Linked DNA regions of Homo sapiens: region 2 is linked to region 1. Evidence: chromatin loops called from intact Hi-C (ENCODE). Cell type or tissue: dorsolateral prefrontal cortex. All regions are shown on one strand. Links, peaks and the distances in the headings refer to the core of each region. The heading gives the core; the rest is flanking DNA. Region 1 overlaps EP400 (E1A binding protein p400). Region 2 has its middle 27 kb from the start of ADGRD1.

Region 1 (8,000 bases), core at 1-8,000:
ATCTGCATGGAAGAGGACCCTCACAGTTCCAACCCAAGTTGTCCACCGATCAGCTATACGTCATTTTGCTCAAAGTTACAATTTCTAAGAACCAACCTATTGATGATGTTTAGTGAGGACTTACTGTAGTTGAATTTGTCAATCTTGTTCACAAAGATATATCATCTAAAATTTTTCTGCTTTTACTCTTAGGTTGTGAAATGAGTGCAGTTTCCTTTTTTTCCCCAAAATGCATATTTGGAAAGCCATATTGAAAAGCCTATCTTTTCCCCACTGATCTTAAGTGCCAGCTCAGACGTAAAACAGGTTTCCTTCTATGCATGGCTCTTTCTGGGATCTTTATTCTTTTATTGGCAAATTTGTACCAGTCTGTACTGATACCACACTGTCTTTCTTACTATAGCTTTATAATAGTTCTTGATGTCTGGTTAGGTAAGTTCTTCTGCCTTGCTCTGTGTTAGGAGGATCTTGTCTATTTGGGGACTATTTCAGAAACATGCTAGAATCAGCTCATCAAGTTTCACAGAAAAACCTATTGGGAGTTTTGATTAGAATTTAATTGCATTAATGGATGTTTTGTGAGAATTGCTGTCTTTATGAAGTTCAGCCTTTCCAGTCTATGATCAAAATATAGTTCTCCCCTTCACTTAGGTCTTCCTAAATAGCTTTCCATAAAATTTCATGATTGTGTCTCTTTTGTTAGATTTAATTCTAGGTACTATATATTTTTAAAAGTTGTGCTAAATGGTATATTTTCTAAAATTATATTTTAAATATATTGCTGGTATGTGTCAGTACAGTTGATTTTATTTCTCTTATACTCAGCAACTTTTCTGAACTCTGTTTGTTAATTCTTTGTATACAGTCTTGTATACAAAGACTTTGTATACAGTCTTGTATACAAAGACTTTGTATACAGTCTTGTATACAAAGACTTTGTATACAGTCTTGTATACAAAGACTTTGTATACAGTCTTGTATACAAAGACTTTGTATACAGTCTTGTATACAAAGACTTTGTATACAGTCTTGTATACAAAGACTTTGTATACAGTCTTGTATACAAAGACTTTGTATACAGTCTTGTATACAAAGACTTTGTATACAGTCTTGTATACAAAGTCTTTGTATACAGTCTTGTATACAAAGTCTTTGTATACTTCTCTGAAGAGTTTTTCCTTTATAATCCTTGTTCCTTTTATACTACTTTTTCTTGCCGTTTTGTGCTAGGTAGGACTTTCAGTAAAGTGTTGAGTTCGTGCTAGTGGTGGACAACATTGGCTTGTTCTTGCTTTGAAAGAGAGCACTTTCAGTAGAAAGGCAGATTATTAGAGTTTTGAGTCATAACTGCATGGTTCAAACCTAATGTTTGTTGCCTACTGACCCCACGGCCTCGGTCAGGTTGTCTGAGCTCTCCGTGGTGTTTTTCTCAGTTGTAAATGGGATAACCAGTGTTCTTCTGAGGATTTGCAGTGCGTGGAAGCCTTGGCCTGACGTGTCCTACGGTGTGCTCTTCACTGCTGCTCTCAGGATGACTATGATGATACCTTTAATGTTTCATAAATGGACATAGTGTATAGGGTTCTTGTAGATATTTTTATAAGATTAGTGAAGTTTGTATCTATTCTTCAGTGTTTATGTTGTAGGTGGGTATTGCATGCTTTGTTTGTTTGTTTTGACAGTCTTGCTCTGTCGCCCAGGCTGGAGTGCAGTGGCACGATCTCAGCTCACTGCAACCTCCGCCTCCTGGGTTCAAGCGATTCTCCTGCCTCAGCCTCCTGAGTAGCTGGGATTATAGGCACCAGCCACCATGCCTGGCTATTTTTTATATTTTTAGTAGAGATAGGGTTTTACCGTGTTGCCCAGGCTGGTCTCCAACTCCTGACCTCAGGTGATCTGCCCACCTGAGCCTCCCAAAGTGCTGGGGTTACAGGCTGAGCCACCGTGCCTGGCCCTCATACATTAAATTGAGGAATATGACTTTTTCTTTTCTTCATAGTCAATTATGATAGTCAAATTTTCTAGGAATTTCTTTATTTCATCTACATTTTAAAATTTATTGGCATACATTGTCAATAATTTCTCCTTACAGTGTTTCCGATCTTGGCTGTGTTTGTATGTATGTCCCTTCTTTCTCCTAATACTGTGTATTTATGCCTGTTTTCTTGATAGTCTTGTCAAAAGTTTGTCAGATTCTTTTTTTTTTTTTTTAATCTGGCGCCTGTATATTGTTTTCTGTTTTGTTTCTGCTCGTAGTATTTCTTTTTTAAAAACATCTTTTTCTGAGTTTTTAACTTGGATGACTAGCTTCCTAATTTTCATCAGCTCATTAATATAAACATTTAAGGGTCTGAATTTTTCCGTAATACTGCTTTAGCTGAATATCATATTTATTATTCAGTTTTAAATATTTTCTGATTTCCCCTGTATATATATTTTATTGACCCATGAGTTATTTAGAAGGATGTTTCTTAATTTCCAAACAATACAGGGTTTTCAATATATATTTTTATTATTATTCTACATTAATTGCATTTTGATCAGACAGAAGATGTATGGGATTCTCACTGACCTGGATTTTGTTGAGGTAGGTTTTGAATGGACCAGTTTATAAACATTCCATACATGCTTTAAAACAACATGCATTCATCAGGTTATGGTACAATTCTCTCTCTCAGTCCACCAGGTAGAACTTGTTGATTGCATTATCCAGTTCTTATCCTTACTGATTTTTGTCTTCTTGCTCTATCAATTACTGAGAGAAGTATGTTAAAATGTTCCATTATGATAATGAGTACCTATTTCTCCTTAAGTTTCTGTCAGTTTTCATTTTATGTATTTTGAGACTATGTTAGTATGTGCATATATAGGTTTAGAATTGTTATCCTATTACGTCATCAGTTTTACTTGATTCTAGATAATTTTATCACATCTGTGTTCTATTTTATGAATTCTCTTTTAAGCTCTTCCTAGTCTTTTGTTAACCCATTGATTAAGTGTTAAATTCCAGTTACCAGTTTGTTTTAAGACATTCCCAATGGTTTTTTAGAAAACCTACATGAAATTTTAAAATTATCTCTTGCTCTGTATTCAGACTTTCAGTCATCTCTTTTATTTCTTCAAATATGAAATTTTATAATCTCTGCCTAATAATTGCATGGGTGATGTTTTTGCAGGTCTGATTCTGCTGTCGTTTATGAATCCTGGTTTCTGCTGATGGTACATTGTTTCCTAGCGTACTTTGTGATTTTTGACAATTTATTGGTGTAGGGACCAGCCCCACAGGGTCGGTGGGTTTCTTCCCACCGTGTGTGGAGACGAGAGATTGTGGAAATAAAGACACGAGACAAAGAGATAAAAGAAAAGACAGCTGGGCCCAGGGGACCACTCCCACCAAGACGCGGAGACTGGTAGTGGCCCCGAATGTCTGGCTGCGCTATTATTTATTGGATACAAAGCAAAAGGGGCAGGGTAAATAGTGTGAGTCATCTCCAATGATAGGTAGGGTCACGTGGGTTACGTGTCCACTGGACAGGGGGCCCTCCCCTGCCTGGCAGCCGAGGCAGAGAGAGAGAGACAGCTTACGCCATTATTTCTGCATATCAGAGACTTTTAGTACTTTCACTAATTTTGCTACTGTTATCTAAAAGGCAGAGCCACGTGTACAGGATGGAACATGAAAGCAGACTAGGAGTGTGACCACTGAAGCACAGCATCACAGGGAGACGGTTAGGCCTCCGGATAACTGTGCGTGGGCCTGACTGATGTCAGGGCCTCCACAAGAGGTGGAGGAGTAGAGTCTTCTCTAAACTCCCCACAAGGAAAGGGAGACTCCCTTTCCCGGTCCGCTAAGTAGCAGGTGTTTTTCCTTGACACTGAGGCTACAACAGGCGTCTTCCCAGATCCTGGCGTTACCGCTAGACCCAGGAGCCCTCTGGTGGCCCTGTCCGGGCATAACAGAAGGCTCGCACTCTTGTCTTCTGGTCACTCCTCACTATGTCTCCTCAGCTCCTATCTCTGTATGGGCTGGCTTTTCCTAGGTTATGATTATAGAGCGAGGATTATTATAATATTGGAATAAAGAGTAATTGCTACAAACTAGTGATTAATGATATTCGTATATAATCATGTCTATGATCTAGATCTAGTATAACTCTTGTTGTTTTATATATTTTATTACACTGGAACAGCTCGTGCCCTCGGTCTCTTGCCTCGGCACCTGGATGGCTTGCCGCCCACATATTGGAACTTCATTGTGGAAGTTACTTTAGGCCTGACAGTGAAGGAGTTTCCTCTAGAGAGAGTTTCTGTTAACTTCTGATCTGTGTTCTTTTGTAAAGCATGTCTCTTGTAAACAGCATATAGTTGGTCTTCTCTGCCCTACAGTTTATTCTAATGTCCCTATGTCTCTAAATTGGAGTGTTTAGTACATTTGTATTAAATTTAAGCCTGTTCTATTAATAATTGGGCCTAGATCTATCCTAATTTTAAAATTTATCTTGTATTTTCTCACCTGTTCTTTAGTCAATCTCTTTATGGTTAAAGCATCAGGCAAGTATTTACAAATTATTTCATTTCCTCTTCTCTGTTAGCTTTCTGTATTCTTGTTGTAGGGGCTATCTGATTATGGTGCGCATTCTTGACTTACTAGATATCCTATTAAATTAGCGCTGTATACTCTGTGGGGCAGAGTTTGGGAGCAGCCTTGCTGGGTGGTTGTGGCACAGGTCTCCTGTGAAGATGGTTTTCAGAAGGCTTGATGTAGCAGGCTGGAGGATGCCATTCCAGGCTGGTTCATTCTGCCAGCTGATGGGCTCTGGTTGCATGCTGAGGGCAGGCTGAGTGTCCTCCTGACCTGGGGCTGGTGTCCGAGAGCAAATATCCATGAGGGAGCAGGATAGACACTGTAGTATCTTTTGTAGCTGAGTCTTGGAAGTCACCTACGGTCATTCTCACATATGGTGGTCACACCGGTCAGGCCAGGTCAGTGTGGGAGAGACCAGGAGTGAACACCAGGAGGTGGGTTCCTGGGGATCCCATTGTCTTTATGGTGTCGAGCTGAATCCATGAGCAGAGCCTCTCATTGGGTCAAGGCTTCTTCATGGTCTTCAGGAACCTCTTAGAGCTTTCTTCACAGAGATGTGGAATTTTTGAAAGTTTAATTCTAAGTATATTTAGCTCTTCATGTCCATGGGTTTCAAATCCATGAATTTGATCAACTACAGATAGAAAATATTTACCAAAAACAAAACAAAGCAAAACAGTAAAAAATAAGAACACAGCTGGGTGTGGTGGCTCACACCTGTAATCCTGGCTGCTTGGGAGACTGAGGCAGGATGGTCACTTGAGCCCAGGAGTTCAAGTTCAGCCTGGGCAACATAGCAAGACCCCATCTCTAAAAGAAATATTAAAAAAAAAAAAAACAGCCAACCAAAAAAACCCCCCAAACCAAATAAGCCAAAATAACAGTACAACAATTACAAAAAAGATACCAAAAAAATGTGTAACAACTATTTACATAGCATTCACATTGTATTAGGTATTATAAGTAACCTAGAGATTATTTAAAATATATGAGAGGATGTGTATAGGTTACGTGCAAATATACATTACTTTATATAAGGGACTTGAGCATCCTTGGATTTTGGTATCGAAAGGGGCCTTGGAACCACCTTCTCAGGGATACTGAGGGACGACTGTATTTAATTTTCTGTCTAAACAGGTTTTTTTTTCTTCGATTTCATTTTCTAACTCATTTCCATATGTGGAGGCTGATTTCTGTGTATTGTTTGTTCTGAGACACCTTACAGAATTATCTTCTTACTGGAAGTTTCCAGTGGTTTGGCTTGTTTTTCCTACTTACATATAGCATCATATGCTGTAGTGGTGCATCCCAGCATTTCGCTCTGGAAGCATCAGACAGACAGGAAAGGTGAAGAACCTTGTTAGGAACATCATGGACACACCACCTGAATTCCACAGCCAACACTTACTTTCACTGGGCTCCATTAGGTCTATGTCCATCAAGCCAGTGTGGCAAATATTTAACATCCTGAGCAAATGAATTCAAAAAGTGTTTTGCTAGTCCCAAGTGGACAGTGCCTTTAACATGGTCCTTGTAGGGTGCTTGTCCATGGCATTTGTTGTTTTGGCTCAACAGTCTTTGACATAAAATACAGATGCAAACAAGCTCACATATCACAAGTACACAGCCCAACTAAAGGGTTTTCCCCTGTTAGATCTACCACTGTGTGAACATTCTTTGAACAGAAATCTGGGTTCACATTTCTGTCATTCCTCTGGATAGACTCACTAAAAGGGGAAATGATGAGGTTGAGGGCATTGGATTCCAAAGCCCTTCAGCTTTCCGTGTTGATTTCCAGAAAAATCCAGCCAGTTTATGCCATTATCAGCAGCATGTGGGAGTATCTAATTCATAATAATTTCCCAGTGTTATGATTTTAAGGTGGTTGATAATTTGGTACTTAACAAATTGTGCACTGATTTCCAGGGATGATTAATGAAAAAACATTTTATTGCCCTTTACACTTTTATGTATGTAACAGCTTCATATCCTTTGCCCACTGTTATTGGGGATTTAATTAATGTGTGGTATTTTTTTTTAAGCAATTAGGGTGAGTGTTTTATAAAAAAAGCTTAATTATGTTTTATTATACTTTTTAACATTTTTGCTTTTTGTTTCTTCATTTGATATTTTGTATTTTTATATATCATCTTCATCAGTTATTTCCTATCAATGGTGTTCACTTTTTACATTTTTATTTATTAGTCTATACTGTTACTGTTCATTTAGATTATTTCAGATATTTTAAATCTTTTGTGAATACAATTGAGTTTCTTTCAAAGATTCTCATCTTTATAGAGAAAATATTTTATACTTTTAAAAATTTGCATAAATTTCAGGGGTGCAAGTACAGTGCTGTTTCCTGGCTGTACTGTGTAGTGGTGAAGTCTGGGTCTCTGGTATGTCATGACCCAAATGTGTGTTGCACCTACTAAGTAATTTCTCATCATTCCCCTTGCATCCCCCAACAAAATATTTTACACCTTTTATCAGTAATGGGCAACCATTTTAGTTTTTAGAAAAAACAAGTGTGCTTTTAGACAATATAATCTTTTTCCAAGGAGTGATCTAAAGCTGGAAAAAGGAATACATGTGAGAGGGAGCCCCTTGCCCTTCTTACCGTGGTTCTCCTGGCTGCTGCTCCTTCCCAATTTAAATTACAGTTGTTGTTATAAAGTAACAGCCCTTCTGCCCGCAACCCTCTGCAGCTGAGCTGCCCCTCCTGGACCTGATGAAGCTGTACGAAGGCGCCTTCCTGCCGAGTTCTCAGTGGCCCCGGCCGAAGCCTGATGGGGAGGACACAAGCGGAGAGGAAGGTGCGCTCCCAGCCTTTGGAAGAATTCAGGGTTAAAAGCAGAAGCCGGAGTACTTACAAAGACTTAAAATAAGATTTAGAAAATTTCTTTTAGTTTGATAAAATAAAAAATTAGAAATATTTAATAAGTATCTTTATATTGAATAGAATTTTATTAAATTCCGTGCTTTTAATTTATTAACCTGGCACAGTTATCGGGGCACTTGATCATGTTGTGAAGGATGTAAAAATATTTTTCTCTAGATTTATAAACATCATTGTTTTATGGACCTAGATATATTTATTCAGGCTGTGCTGTGTTTGTTCAACACACCAGTTTTGAGTAGTTTATTTTACTTGGTATTAGACTTTCTAAACAGATGCACAGAGCATACCAGAAAAGGTCTGCCTTTCCTGCTCTCATTCCAGTTGTTGGGACAGTTAGACACCTGCATGCGAGTTGGGGAGTGGCCCACAGGAGCCTTGGGGAGGTCAGGCCTTACCAGACCCCACGCTGCCAGCAGGACCAGAGGAAGGAGTGGCGGGTTTGGTCTCCTCCCGGTTTCCCACATTTGGGAAAGGGTTCTGCTTTTTTCTTTCTTGGTGATAGACGGGAGATCC
Region 2 (13,503 bases), core at 2,390-10,389, 1.1 Mb before region 1:
GCTACTGGCTTGAGGTGACTAACAAGGCAGCTTCAATGGCCACACATTACAAACAGAGCCACGGATGGAAGGGACCATGGTCCCTGAGTCACCACGTGAAGGACACAGTTGCTGGCTACATGGAAGCACCCTTTGGACTTGTGAGAATGAGACAGAAACATCCATCACGTGTGAGCCATTCGGTGTTTGGGTTTGTTTGCTGCAGCAGCGGCCACAGCATTAGATTTTCATTCCGATCTAGGGACGCCACCGTAGGAGGAAAGTTAACAGATCCAGAAGTTGTGTGAACTGCCTGGTGAGCCCAGGCATTGGTGAGACCACAGCAGGGCTGAATGGAGGGAACAAAACTCTGTCCCCTGAGCATTCACTCTGGCCATCTCTCCTGTTCTTCTCTCTTCAGAGTGGAGGTCCATGTGCTCAGACAGAGGAGGCATTATCCTGACCTTTCTCCTCCCAGAATCAAGTTTTATCACTTACGCTCAGAAATCTGAGCTTGCTCTTGGAATTCAGCACTGGCTTCATGGATCCTTCTCTGCCAATGTGCATTTTATGGCCAACGAATGACCAGGACTGGTTGGTTGGATTGTCGTAAATTCACAAGACATGTTCATGGAGATCTTGCCAAGGGTGTGGCCACTTCAGCCATTGCATCAGAGCTAGTGGAGGGGAGATCGGGGTGGCCAGCTTGGCCGAGGATGTACGAAGTATGTGTAAACATTCTTTCTCCACTGATATCAAGTGTATTAGTCAGGGCTCTCGATTGCAAGCACTCTGACTTTCTTAGGCAAAAAGGGAATTTTTGAAAGGACGTCAGGGGTTCACAGCATCATTGTGGAGCTAGAGGGTCTATCTTGGAAAATGGAACCAACCAAGGGCACTTCAGAAGGCTGGACAGCAGGAATCACAGCTGAGGCCAGGATGCAGGTACAGACTGTTCATTGCTGCTGGAGATTCAAAGTGCCAGGGGAGAGGGCCATCTGCATAGAGCCTGAGTCACAGGCTTGCTCCCAGCTGTGCCAAGGCTGGTGTATTGGTCTGTTCTCACACTGCTGTAAAGAAATACCTGAGACAGGGTAATTTACAAAGAAGAGAGGTTTAATTGGCTCACAGCTCTGCAGGCTCTACAGGGAGCCTGGCAGCACCTGCTTCTGGGAAGGCCTCAGGGAGCTTTTACTCATGGAGGACGGCAAAGTGGGAGCAGAAGGAAGGGGGTCCATGCCACATACTTTTAAACAACCAGATCTCATGAGAACTCTATCATGAAAACTGCTCGGAGGAGATGGTGCTAAACTATTCAAGATAAGCCACCCCCACGATCCAATCACCTCCCACCAGGCCCCACCTCCAACACTGGGGATTACAATTCAACGTGAGATTTGGGCAGGGACACAGATCCAAACCGTATCAGTGTGAGATTTGGGCAGGGACACAGATCCAAACCATATCAGTCAGGAAAGGAAGGATTTTACCCACTTCAGCTTTCACAGTAGGTGTAAATGTTCCCTCCTACTCCATCCACATGCAAATTCCTCCAAACATTTCAGGGGCTTCAGCTGATACAAGTTCATTTTCTGTGTCAGAGTCTAATGCAGGTGTTCCTAGTGAGTGTACTCCCTTCCATGCAGTGACTCAGGGATCCAGGCTCTTCCAACCTGGGGCTCCATTTCAGAGTCCTCTGCCTTCAAGCAGAAAAGAAGGAGGGGAGTTACCTCCAGTGCATCTTAAATGCCCTGGCTTGGATAGAGCAGGGGAGGGGATGAATGATATGCTTTACTTTTGCTCATATTCCCATAACTCATTACAAGGCTAACATAATTATAAGGGATGATGGGAGAGACATAGAAGCAGAAGGACATTGGGTGGTGCCAACCACTTCTGCTATAAGCCTTTACAGGAAGAGAGGATGTTTGGTTTCTGGACAGATAAAAAAAGTAATTGATATCTGCTCCTAGGGCTAAATATATGTGGGGATGGGGAACCTGAGAATATGGTCCTTTCTTGAGCTTTGAGGAGAGAGGGATGGGTGCTAATATTTGTTGAATGGCTACTACGCATAGGAACTTTGCAGATGTAAGCTCACTCAGTCCTTAGGGGTGCTAATTTACCCTTTGGCGTAAATACTATTCTTTCCACTTTACGAATGAGAAAACTCAATTAACAGGCGGTGGAGGGATTTTTTTCAGCTAGGCAGTGACAGAGCTAGGATTCACACGTTCCATTCACCACCCAACCTTAAGGGTCGCTGGGCTGCAACCTTGACTTGAAATATAGTCTACTTTGCACTGGGAGGGTTTGGAATGAAACGCTACAATTTGGATCAAGATAAACCACAGGCAGTGAAAGCAAGCTGCAGGGGCCAGAGGCTGGAATTTCCCACAGACAGAATTTTGGGAAAAGCTGTACAGTTTGGAGGGGCCGGGTAGGGAGGAAGAAGGGAAGGGGGATAACCTCATCCAAGCGAGAGAAGTTATGGTCACCAAATATTTCTCTAATTACAAAAAAATAAGGGACTTAGGGATGCCAAAAAAATAAAGTACAAGTGTACTAGGCGTTGGCTTTTTTGGCAAAGCAGATTTGTCTGTAATCACTCTTAAAAAGATATAAAAGGAATTGCCTCACACAATGTGATCACTTAAGCCTGGCTTTTATCTGTTTCTTCAGAAACATTGCATTTTGAAGGAAACCATATTAGCTGGAGATGGTGAATTTGTCTGGTAATTGCTTTCTATTATAAATCTAAGTAACATTTAACACCACTAGGGAATGCAAAATTATCAAGCAAGCTGAAAGAAGAAAAAGTCTTCTTCTGAGTTGAAAGTTCTGTTTTCCTAGTTGAAAATAGATGTTTTAAGGTTCACAGAACACCATTTTGTATCATTAGCAAGATTATGGGGCAGCGCTTATAAAGTTCCAAAACTCCCTGCTGGTTAATAGATCTTAGAAAAAGCGTCTGAGGCAGATCCCTTGACCGGCAGCCATGGTCCACAGTATTCAGCTGTAATAACAATTATTTAAAAATGGGCGTGAGATGGGGGACAATCGTGATGCCTCTTCTGGCCTTAAACACCCGCGATAATCTTTGCTATGGTCCGAATGTTTGTTACTGCTCTCCCTGCAAATTCGTATGTTGAAACCTAGTGCCCCAGGTGATGGTATTAGGAGGTGGGGGCCTGTGCGAGGTGATGAGGCCACGAGGGTGAAGCCCTCAAGAAGGGGATTAGTGCTCTTATTAAAGGGGATCCAGAGAGCTGCCTCGCCCCTTCCGCCAGGTGAAAACACAGTGGGAAGGTGCCCTCGATGAACCAGGAAGGGGGTCCTCACCGGACATGAAATCTGTCATGCTTTGATCCTGGACTTCCAGCCCTCAGAACTGTGAGAAACACATTTCTGCGGTTTATAACCTACCCCACTCGTGGTATTTTGTATAGCAGTCAGGATGGACTAAAACGATCTTTGACCCACTTGCTATTATTTTCGTTGTCAAATCCATTTTGTATGTAGGTCAGCTTCACTATCTTTATGAGGTCAGAGGACTGGATGTCCCCAGGACTTACGTGGCTCCAAGACATCCTTTTGTTTGTTTGTTTGTTTTTGTTTTTGTTTTTTTTTGAGACAGAGTCTTGCTTTGTTGCCCAGGCTGGAGTGCAGTGGCGTGATCTCGGCTCACTGTAACCTCTGCCTCCTGGGTTCAAGTGATTCTCCTGCCTCAGACTCCGAGAATAGCCGTGACTACAGGTGGCCGCCACCACACCCGGCTAATTTTTGTAGTTTTAGTAGAGACGGGGTTTCACCATGTTGGCCAGGCTGGTCTCAAACTCCCGGTCTCAGGTGATCCGCCCACCTCGGCCTCCTGAAGTGCTGGGATTACAGGCATGACCCACCGTGCCCGGCCCCAGTACATCTTTTCAGGGCACTTGAATGGTCAGTGTTGAAACATCAAAAGATTTTAAACAAAATTCTGAATTTTCAGCTTCTCCAAAAAACCCCACAGAAATCAGATGATCTTACCAAACTGAGTCCTCATTTCTGCCTGGCAGAAGGGACTATATTCCCAAGATCCCCACACGTGTGCGGTGCCCCTAGAGCAGATACTGATGACTTTTTGGCTTCCAGAGCCAACTGTCTTCTCTTCCGGTGAGCACTCCGGAGCAGAAACGTTCAGGGCTCCCAGCAACCGAGAGAGAGTTCTGACTCCTCCATACCCTCATCGACGTTTGGGGTCCTCGGTCTTTATGTTAGCCTTGCTCAGAGTGTGTGTGATGTGTCCAGTGGAAAATCATTGTGATTTTGTTTTCCTAATGACCAGTGACGTTGAGCAATTGTTCCTGTGCTTATTGGCCATTTGGAATTCTTTTCCGTGAAGTGTCATTGTCCCAGAAACGGGTCACTATCCTGGTATGTTCAGCTTCTTCTTGCCTTTATAGAACCAGTCTTCTTCTTCTTCTTCTTCTTTTTTTTTTTTTTTTTTTTTTTTTTTGAGACGGAGTCTCGCTCTGTCACCCAGGCTGGAGTGCAGTGGTGTGACCTTGGCTCACTGCAACCTCCGCCTCCCAGGTTCAAGCTATTCTCCTGCCTCAAGCCTCCCTAGTAGCTGGGACTATAGGCGCCCACCACCACGCCCGGCTAATTTTTGTATTTTGAGTAGAGACGGGGTTTCACCATGTTGGCCAGGCTGCTCTCAAACTCCCAACCTCAGGTGATCCGCCCGCCTCTGCCTCCCAAAGTGTTGGCATTACAGGCGCGAGCCACCGCGCTCGGCTGAACCAGTCTTCTTAACCCCCATCTCAGAGAGCCCAGCCCTGGTGAGGCAGGCCCCACTCCCTGGAGGTCTGACTCCAAGCAGAGCCAACCAGAAGCTAGAGGGCAAGAGTTCCTTGTCGACGGCGTTGGGCGAGATCAGCCTCCTGGTGCACAGAGTGCAGGGGAGGGCGCGGCGTCACGTGTGTGAGTCTGATCTTGGCTTCCATCAGCTGATGTGAGCCTTCGAGTCTGGGCTCGGGGCAGGAGTGAGTGAGTGAAGATCCTCACACCCCAAATGACCGCTTAGATGGAGGGGCTAAAAAGGGAAGCCATGGGAACAACACACCAACGAATGCCTCAAGCGTGACCTCACCAAAGCACTGGGCTCACTTGGCAGATGAAACCCCCACTAGACTCTCGTGGATAGAGCAGATGAGAAGACCCAGTGCCCGTCCCCACTGCCTGTAGATCTGTCCCGTTTCCTCCTGCAGATAATTTATAGTGAGGCCGAGATGCCCTCCAGCTGACAGCTAGTGCCTGCTGTGGCTGCTCATCACACACCACATTTGTGTTCATTCTTAACTGGAGTTTCCTGTGGGTTTGTGTTTCCAGCAAGATTGAGAATTCTCTGGGTCAGAGACCATGCGATCTCTGTTCCTTCTGGCTCTCAGCAAGAGACCAGGTACCATCCTTGATCCTTATTTCTGACCCACAGCTAATTGCAACAAGTGCCAACCAGGCAATGAAAAATAAGAGACTTGTGGTTTTCCAAACATAGGCCGGTTTCTTACTACAGAAGGCAGCTGTTTCGACAGGTCAGCTGACGCTGGTCCCAAACAAGCAGTGATTCACAGCATCCTAGGAACTTCATGCTAAAGATAGAGGAGGAGAGAGGTCGGAATCTTGAAGAACACGGCGTTCTTTCATCTGCTATTTTAAAGTCTCTAACTTAGTAAAGAATACTCTTTGTTTTACAGTTCTGCGTGAAAGTAAGGGATATGTTTGGTTGATGTGGTTTGGGAGGAGCGTGCTTTCCCGCCGGGCTTCTCGCTCTGCAAAATGCTGAGATGTTGTTAAGGGTGAATTACACAGATTTGGAAAAACAAAAGATGGATGAAGAATTGAATGTATAATAAAGAAGAGTGCCACAGGCTGGTTGCTTAAAATGAGAAGCCTTAAGATGTGCTTGAAACTTTTATAAAACAGAATTTTTGGCCGGGCACAATGGCCCACACCTGTAATCCCAGCACTTTGGGAGGCCGAGGCAGGCAGATCACAAGGTCAAGAGATAGAGATCATCCTGGACAACATGGTAAAACCCCGTCTCTACTAAAAATACAAAAATTAGCTGGGCATAGTGGTGCACGCCTGTAGTCCCAGCTACTCGGGAGGCTGAGGCAGGAGAATCGCTTGCACCCGGGAGGCAGAGGTTGCAGTGAGCCGAGATCGCACCACTGCACTCCAGCCTGGGCAACAAGAGTGAAACTCCATCTAAAAAAAAAAAAGAATTTTTATTATTTAAGTCATTGGCTGGATACATTCTTCTTGTGAAGATGTAAAATGTCGCAACAAGGCTAGAGAGCTCTTTTTTTAAACTTTATTAATTTATTTGAGACAGGGTCTTTCTCTGTCACACAGGCTGCAGTGCCAGTGGCACGATCTTGGCTCACTGTATCTTCAACCTCCCAGGCTCAAGCGATCCTCCTGCCTCAGCCTCCTGAGTAGCTGTGATTACAGCTACTCAGCTAATTACCACCACACCCAGCTAATTTTTCTATTTTTATTAGCGATGAGGTCTCACTTTGTTGCCCAGGCTGGTCTCAAATTGCTCGCCTCAAGTGACCCTCCCGCCTTGGCCTCCCAAAATGCTGGGATTACAAGCATGAGCCACTGCACCTGGCCTTAATTTTTTTTTAAGACAATGTCTTACTCTGTCACCAAGGCTGGAGTGCAGTAGCTCAATCTCAGTTCACTACAGCCCTGAACTCCTGGGCTCAAGTGATCCTCCCACCTCAGCCTCCTAAGCAGCTGGGACTGTAGAATAGTCCCAGGTACACCCCTGGGCAGTAAAGACCTGTGACTTCTGGCCCTTCTCTCCATTCTCCAGAAGTATATTCTCTTTTGGTTTGCATCCTATCCTTCCAGAACTTTCCCTATGCCTTTGCATAATATGTACCCAGATGTCATTTATGTATATGCTGTACGTAAATAATATCGCATGATCTTAATAGTTCTGTAACTTGTTTCTTTTGTTTTGTTTTTGTTTTCATGTGGCATGTCTTGGAACTCTTCCCATGTTAGTGGCGTGTATTCTATATACTGCCACCCAGGATTGAAAAATATTAATCAGGTTATTTAGGCCACTCTAAAGCTTTTGGAGAATTCTAGAGCCTCAAATTCATACATTTTGACAACTTGCTTCCTTTACCTGGCAATAGGTCATCTTGAATTTCTCCAAGCTTCCTAAAATCCCCATTATTTTAGGAATTTTCCCCTAAATATCTGCAGCAAGTCAGAGTTCCTTCTTGGAAAAATGGCCGCCTTCTCCCCTATGTGGACCCCCTCTTCTACATATTCACTTGCTTGAATTAATGAGTTGCTATTTTCTATTCTATTCCTTACTAACCAACAAGAAAATGATTATGATTTCTCTATCACGTTTGTCAGAAAACTGGTCTAATGAGGCCTGGCACAGTGGCTCAAACCTGTAATCCCAGCATTTTGGGAGGCTGAGGTGGGAGGATCACTTGAGTCCAGGAGTTTGAGACCAGCCCTGTGAACAACATAGCCAGACCCTGTCTCTACAAATTAAAAAATTTGTAGAGACAGGAGGTCGAGGCTACAGCGAGCCATGATCACACCACTGCACTCCAGCCTGGGCGAAACAGCAAGATCCTGTCTCAAAAAAGTAATAATAGGCCAGGCGTGGTGGCTCATGCCTGTAATCCCAGCACTTTGGAAGGCAGAGGCGGGTAGATCACTTGAGGTCAGGAGTTCGAGACCAGCCTGGGAAAGATAGTGAGACCCCTGTCTCTACAAAAAATAAAAGAATTAGCTGGGTGTGGTAGTGCACGCCTGTGGTCCTGGCTACTGGGGAGGCTAAGGTGGAAGGATTCTTTGAACCCAGAAGGTTGAGGCTGCAGTGAGCTGTGATTGTACCATTGCACTCCAGCCTTGGTGACAGGAGACCCTGTTTCAAAAAAGAAAAGAAAAAAAGAGAAAAGAAAAGAAAAGCTGGTCTAATGACATAATTAAGACAAGTCAGAGAGTGACTCCAGGCTTGGCACTATTTGTAAACATCCGCAGCAAGGAAAGGGTCTGAATAGAAGGGCAAAGCTGAACCCCAGGATGTCACCTGGATCCAGCTGTGCCTGCAGCCAGCATCACCACTGGCCTTTCCTTCCACGGACCAGTTTGTTTTCCTTCTGCTTCTATCAGATGGGTTGGTAACTGACATAGCCCTGACAGACAGGGCCGTAGTGTCAGATCCCATTGCTGTCTTCTCATGCCTCTTTCCGGTTTCAGCATCTGCCAGGAGCTTCTGTTTTTCCTTCTTGGATGCTCTGCCTCTGTTCTCTATTTATTCCGACCCTGCAAAGAACCAAAAACGTCACAATCTGTACACAGCGTAAATCATTACTTGTCTGACTGCATTCATGGTTACTGTGTGTCCTTGTGTATTAGTTCATATTTGGCTTAGGTAACACAGCAAAACACACACACACAGAAAACAACAAACCCAGCAATGCTTCGTATTTATGCAGCAATAGCATCACTTATTTGGCAACACATTTTTGCCATGGTTTTAACTCTAGTTTGTGGGGAGTGGCATATGGAGAAGTTTCACTCCTTCCTGAGTTTTCTTGTACTTGTCATTCTTGAGTTCCTGCCAAAAGTTTACATCTAATTGCCCCGACGTCATCCTTCCTTCCCCTCAAATAGAAAAAACAATGAGTCCTGGAATTTTTTTTTTTTTTTAAACAGGGTCTTGCTTTATCGCCCAGGCTGGAGTGCAGTGGTGCGATCTCGGCTCACTGCAACCTCCCTCTCCTGGGCTCAAGCGATCCTCCTGCCTCAGCCTCCCAAGTAGCTGGGACTACAGGTGCATGCAACCATGCCTGGCTAATTTTTATATTTTTAGTAGAGACGGGGTTTTGCCATGTTGCACAAGCTGGATGTAAATTCTTACAAACCTGTTCCCTGCACATTTATTTTCTCATTCCACACGACTGTCAAATTGGAAATTCTCCCAAGATGCTTCTGACTGTATCAGGCAGAGTGGAGTGTGAGTGGTGCTGTTTCTCTCTTCACGAGGACACGGCTGGGTGTCTTGGCCACCCATTTTTATTCTTTGTTACTGCGACCGAGGAACAGGGACTATTGTCAAAAAGACTTGAGCAAGGTCGGACTAGGAAGGTTTTTTTTTTTTTTTCCATGGGTTAAAGAAAGAAACATTCTCTTGAAGATGCTATGAGATGGGAAGGTTTCCAAAGCCTTTGAATAGCTGCACATGAACTCATCATAAAAACGTAAAAATAATCCTCTTTGTGGTGCACGTGATTGTGAGCCTCTGTGTCTGTCTGGGATGCGAGTGTGAGAGAATTGAGTTAGAGGTGACCACAGGTCACGTGTCTGGTGATGATAATGTCTTCACGGACCACAGAATATAATATCAAGGTAATGAGAAACTCTACTGTGCACTTCTTTGTTATAAAATATTTTTCTTTCAGAATGTTTAGACATACGGAAAGGACGTGGTGGAGTGGTTAAGAACGCAGGTGCTGGAGTGAGGCTCCCTGCATTGGAACCTTTAATCCTCCACTCACAAACTGGCCTTGGGGAACCTACTTTACCTCTCAGAACTTCTGTTTCCTCATCTTTAAAAGAAGGTTTTAAAAATAGTGGCTCACTCTACAAAAGAATTTTAAAAAATTCCCTGGGCATGGTTGCACATGCTTGTAGTCCCAGCTACTTGGGAGGCTGAGGCAGGAGTATGACTGGAGCTCAGGAGATCAAAGCCGCTCTGAACTGTGGTCACACCACTACACTCCAGCGGGGGTGACAGAGCAAGACCTGGTCTCCAAAAAGTAAAAATAAAATAGCATAAACTTCCTAGGGTTGTCCTAAGGAATCAGCAGATGCCTGCAGGTTGGCACTCGGGGCAGGGTTGGCACAGGGGGCTGCCCCACCAGTGATCACTTTGAGGATGAGGATGACATTGTCTCTGATCATGAGATGAAGATGGTGAAGGAAGGGGATGGTGATTTAACCTTTATTAAGACTTGGCCCCACTGGACAGCCTGCCTGACTGAGGAGTCTCTCTCTCTATAAATTCAGAGACACAGAGCCTAAGAGCAGTCTAAAAGTATGCTCGTTATTAAAAATCTCAAAAAGGTCATGGTTTCAGGTGTGCGTTCTCATCTTCCAGGATGAGCTAAAGCTTCCTCATTCCATGCTTCCTCTGTGGCACTTACAGGTCTGGGTGTGCTCAGTCCTCTGGATGTTCAGCTCAGCAGCTGCACAGCTCAAGGTTATTTTTCTGCCAGAGGGAAACAAGGTGGGCTGCAGACACAGTTCTGATTTTGGAGCAGGGTCGTGTGCAAGGGTCATCCATTCCCACTCATTTACTGGCTGTTCCTGCAGGTCTCAATGAGACGTGTGGCTGGCTGCACAGTAGCTGCCAACTGGCTCTGCTGGTTATAATCAATGGTTCAGCCTTCTCTCTCTCTTTCTTTCTTTCTTTTTTTTTTTTGAGACGGAATCTCACTCTTGTTGCCCAGGCTGGAGTGCACTGGTGCGATCTTGGCTCACTGCAACCTCCGTTTCCTGGGTTCAAGCAATTCTTCTGCCTCAGCCTCCCAAGTAGCTGGGATTACAGGTGCACATCACCACACCTGGCTAATTTTGTACTTTTAGTAGAGACAGGGTTTCTCCATGTTGGTCAGGCTGGTCTCAAACTCCCGACCTCAGGTGATCCACCTGCCTCGGTCTCCCAAAGTGCTGGGATTACAGGCGCGAACCACCTTGCCTGGCCTCTCTTTCTCTCTCACACACAACATCTTTCCCAGGGCTTTTTACTCCTTAGAAATACTTTATTCTGATTTTTGTAAATAATTTTGAAAAGATTTTCCTGAAATTGTCAGTGTACAGGTTGGGAGTCCCAGTTCTCAAAGGGATTTTGGCAAATCCATCACCCATAACAGGATATGATCGGGATCCTAGGCCAAAGGCTGTCAGAAGAATGTGCTGTTCTGTAGCTTAATATGATTCATGTAAATAGATTACAAACTGTTACCTTCTACATTTATCATTACCACTTGGCATGCTTTGTGTTTAATAATCTCTGAGCACATGTACAAAAGAAATAAATTTAAAAAGAATAGTTTCTGGGCTGGGGATGGTGGCTTATGCCTGTAATCCCAGCACTTTGGGAGGCTTAGGTGGACAGATCCCTTGAGCCTGGAAGTTCGAGACCAGCCTGGATAACATAGTGAGACCTCATCTCTACAAAAAAATTAAAAAATTAGCTGGATGTCATGTCACGTGCCTGTAGTCCCAGCTACTCAGGAGGCTGAGGTGGGAGGATCATTTGATCCTGAGAGGTCGAGGCTGCAGTGAGCCATGATTGCATTATTGCACTCCAGCCTGGGAAACAGAGCAAGACCTTGTCTGAAAAACAAAAACAACAGAAAAAAGAATAGTTTATACCATTATAGGAATAATGTGACAAAGAACCAGAGAAGGAGTGAGGACCAGGCATAGTGGCTCACGCCTGTAATCCCAACACTTTGGGAGGCCAAGGTGGTGGATCACCTGAGGTCAGGAGTTTGAGACCAGCCTGGCCAACGTGGCAAAACCCTGTCTGTACTCAAAATACAAACATTAGCGGGGGTGGTGGTGCATGCCTGTAATCCCAGCTACTCAGGAGGCTGAGGCATGATAATTGCTTGAACCCGGGAGGCGGAAGTTGCACTGAGCCAAGATCACACCACTGCACTCCAGCCTGGGCGACAGAGTGAGACTCTTTCTCCAAAAAAAAAAGGAGTGAGGCACACAAGCGACACCCCTGCAGTCACTGCATTTTTACTAAAAATGGTAATTAATGAGTTTAAAGTGACATGCAAGAGGTTATGCTCCGGATCAGGGTTCAGGAAAGATGATACTTGGTAATTGCCTAAATAGCGTATTTTCCCTCAGTGATGTGGAACCACATGCTGTTGGTAAATGGGAGGCAAACGAATGAGCTCAGGGCATAAACATTTTCAATTTCCCAAATTCCTCACATTCTGAGTTAGAGAATTTTTTTAAAGTGTGGTTTATAGACATCCAAAATTTAGGGTCAAGGAAATAAATAAAATCATTGAGACACAGAAATCATTATTCATCCCTTCACATATGTTTTCTGTTGTCCCTCTCCCCCTGAGGCTGGGAGGCTGCAACTTCGAGAGTGAGGTTGAACGCTGGGATGCTGGGACACACACTTACACTCTTCCTGCTCCCCTCCTTGTCCCCTGTACCCTGAGCCATAGATATACCAGGAGAGCCTCTGGCTCTGCAAACCGTGCTCCCCTAAACCCAAAATCCCCAACCGCAAAATCCTCTCCGTTATGGCATCTCTCTTATTCCCCTTCTAATGAGAGAAGTCTCAGACTCATTAAACAGCCAATAGCTTTTGCCACTTTATTTTAGAACAGCCGATGTGAGATAACCCAGCTCCTCTGGAGTTTCTGTGGGTTGTAAGTCTTTTTGGGAAATGAGGCCAACTAGAAATGCAGTCTAACAGCTGGGAAGTTTATGAAACCATTTTCTTCCAGATTTACTAAATATTTTAGCACCAGAGACAGCACAGGGATCTCTTAGCTATATTATCAACTAACCTCCGAGTAAAATGAAACTATAGATTAAAGTGAAAGATAAAAACATCAACCCTGATGAACTTTCTGCCAGCCAGGGAGAGTCTCCTAAGTTCATTCCCCTCCTTTTTATCATAACTGTAGTCAAAAGTGACATTTGATCTATTGCCTTCCATGTGGCATCATGAAAGGACAGAGCGTGGCTGGGGTTTCAGGGCTCTGAGGTACATCTGGGGTCTAGCTGTGCTCTAGGGACTCAGCAGGTGCCTTTCATTCTGGAAAGATGAATGACAGCTGAGGACAGAAGAGAAACTGATGGAGAAACCAACAGGGTGCTGCTACTTCCTTGTTTTTTAAGAAATGATTTTTAAGGAATTAACGGCACTGATGGCCGCCTCCTTCTCTGTTCTATTCCAGCTCAATTGGCCACCGAGACACATTCCAAGGACACTTAGCAAAACACCACATCGAAAACAAATAAGTATGGGTGAGCCCTGGAGAAAAGATACAAAGGCAACCTCTAAGGGGCATGAAGGGCTCTTTTGTTTGCAGCTCGGGGTGCGGGAGGCGGGGAGATTCTCACCACTGAAGTGGACGTAAACACACGTCAGACGCGAGCCCAGACGTGGGTGTCACCAACCCCTTTCAATGACAAGCCCCACAGTAGACGAGGACGTTTTTGGTTGCGCAAGCGGCTTCTGAAGTGGTTCCTGTGGGCACTGCGGGAATTCTCCGGAGCCTCACAGTCCCCGATGTGGGATAGACCAGAGAGCTGGGGAACGGGAGCCCGCCTGAGATGGAGGATCCAGGCCCCTCGGGGCGTCCCCACGTCAGATCCCTGGGGTCAAGCCTGTCCCCAGGATGACTCCCCAGGTTTTGACCTGATCGCTGCACCCATGAGGCTCCCGGT

The links. A loop is a pair of places that touch in the nucleus more often than their neighbours do. Peaks named below come from ENCODE experiments on the same cell type or tissue, not always from the same donor. Only the 100,000 strongest peaks of a DNase experiment are listed, where the experiment ranks them.
Region 2: a loop joins it to region 1, with 2.8 times the contacts of the local background. A loop is called at or near these places in 19 of 110 quality-filtered maps.

Annotation. Positions count from the first base shown.
Region 1 is chr12:131,997,784-132,005,783 of GRCh38, forward strand. It overlaps EP400 (E1A binding protein p400), which reads left to right. Exons shown (of 53, transcript NM_015409.5): 13 at 7,294-7,401. Among named protein-coding and RNA genes, the nearest start is that of SNORA49, 29 kb to the right of the region's middle. In dorsolateral prefrontal cortex, for the core only: a CTCF peak has its summit at 3,960 (motif pointing left); a DNase peak (open chromatin) is centred at 3,918.
Region 2 is chr12:130,920,251-130,933,753 of GRCh38, forward strand. No RefSeq gene overlaps it. Among named protein-coding and RNA genes, the nearest start is that of ADGRD1, 27 kb to the right of the region's middle. In dorsolateral prefrontal cortex, for the core only: no CTCF peak of the experiment used is centred there; a DNase peak (open chromatin) is centred at 5,564; H3K4me3 peaks cover 598 bases; H3K27ac peaks cover 1,458 bases.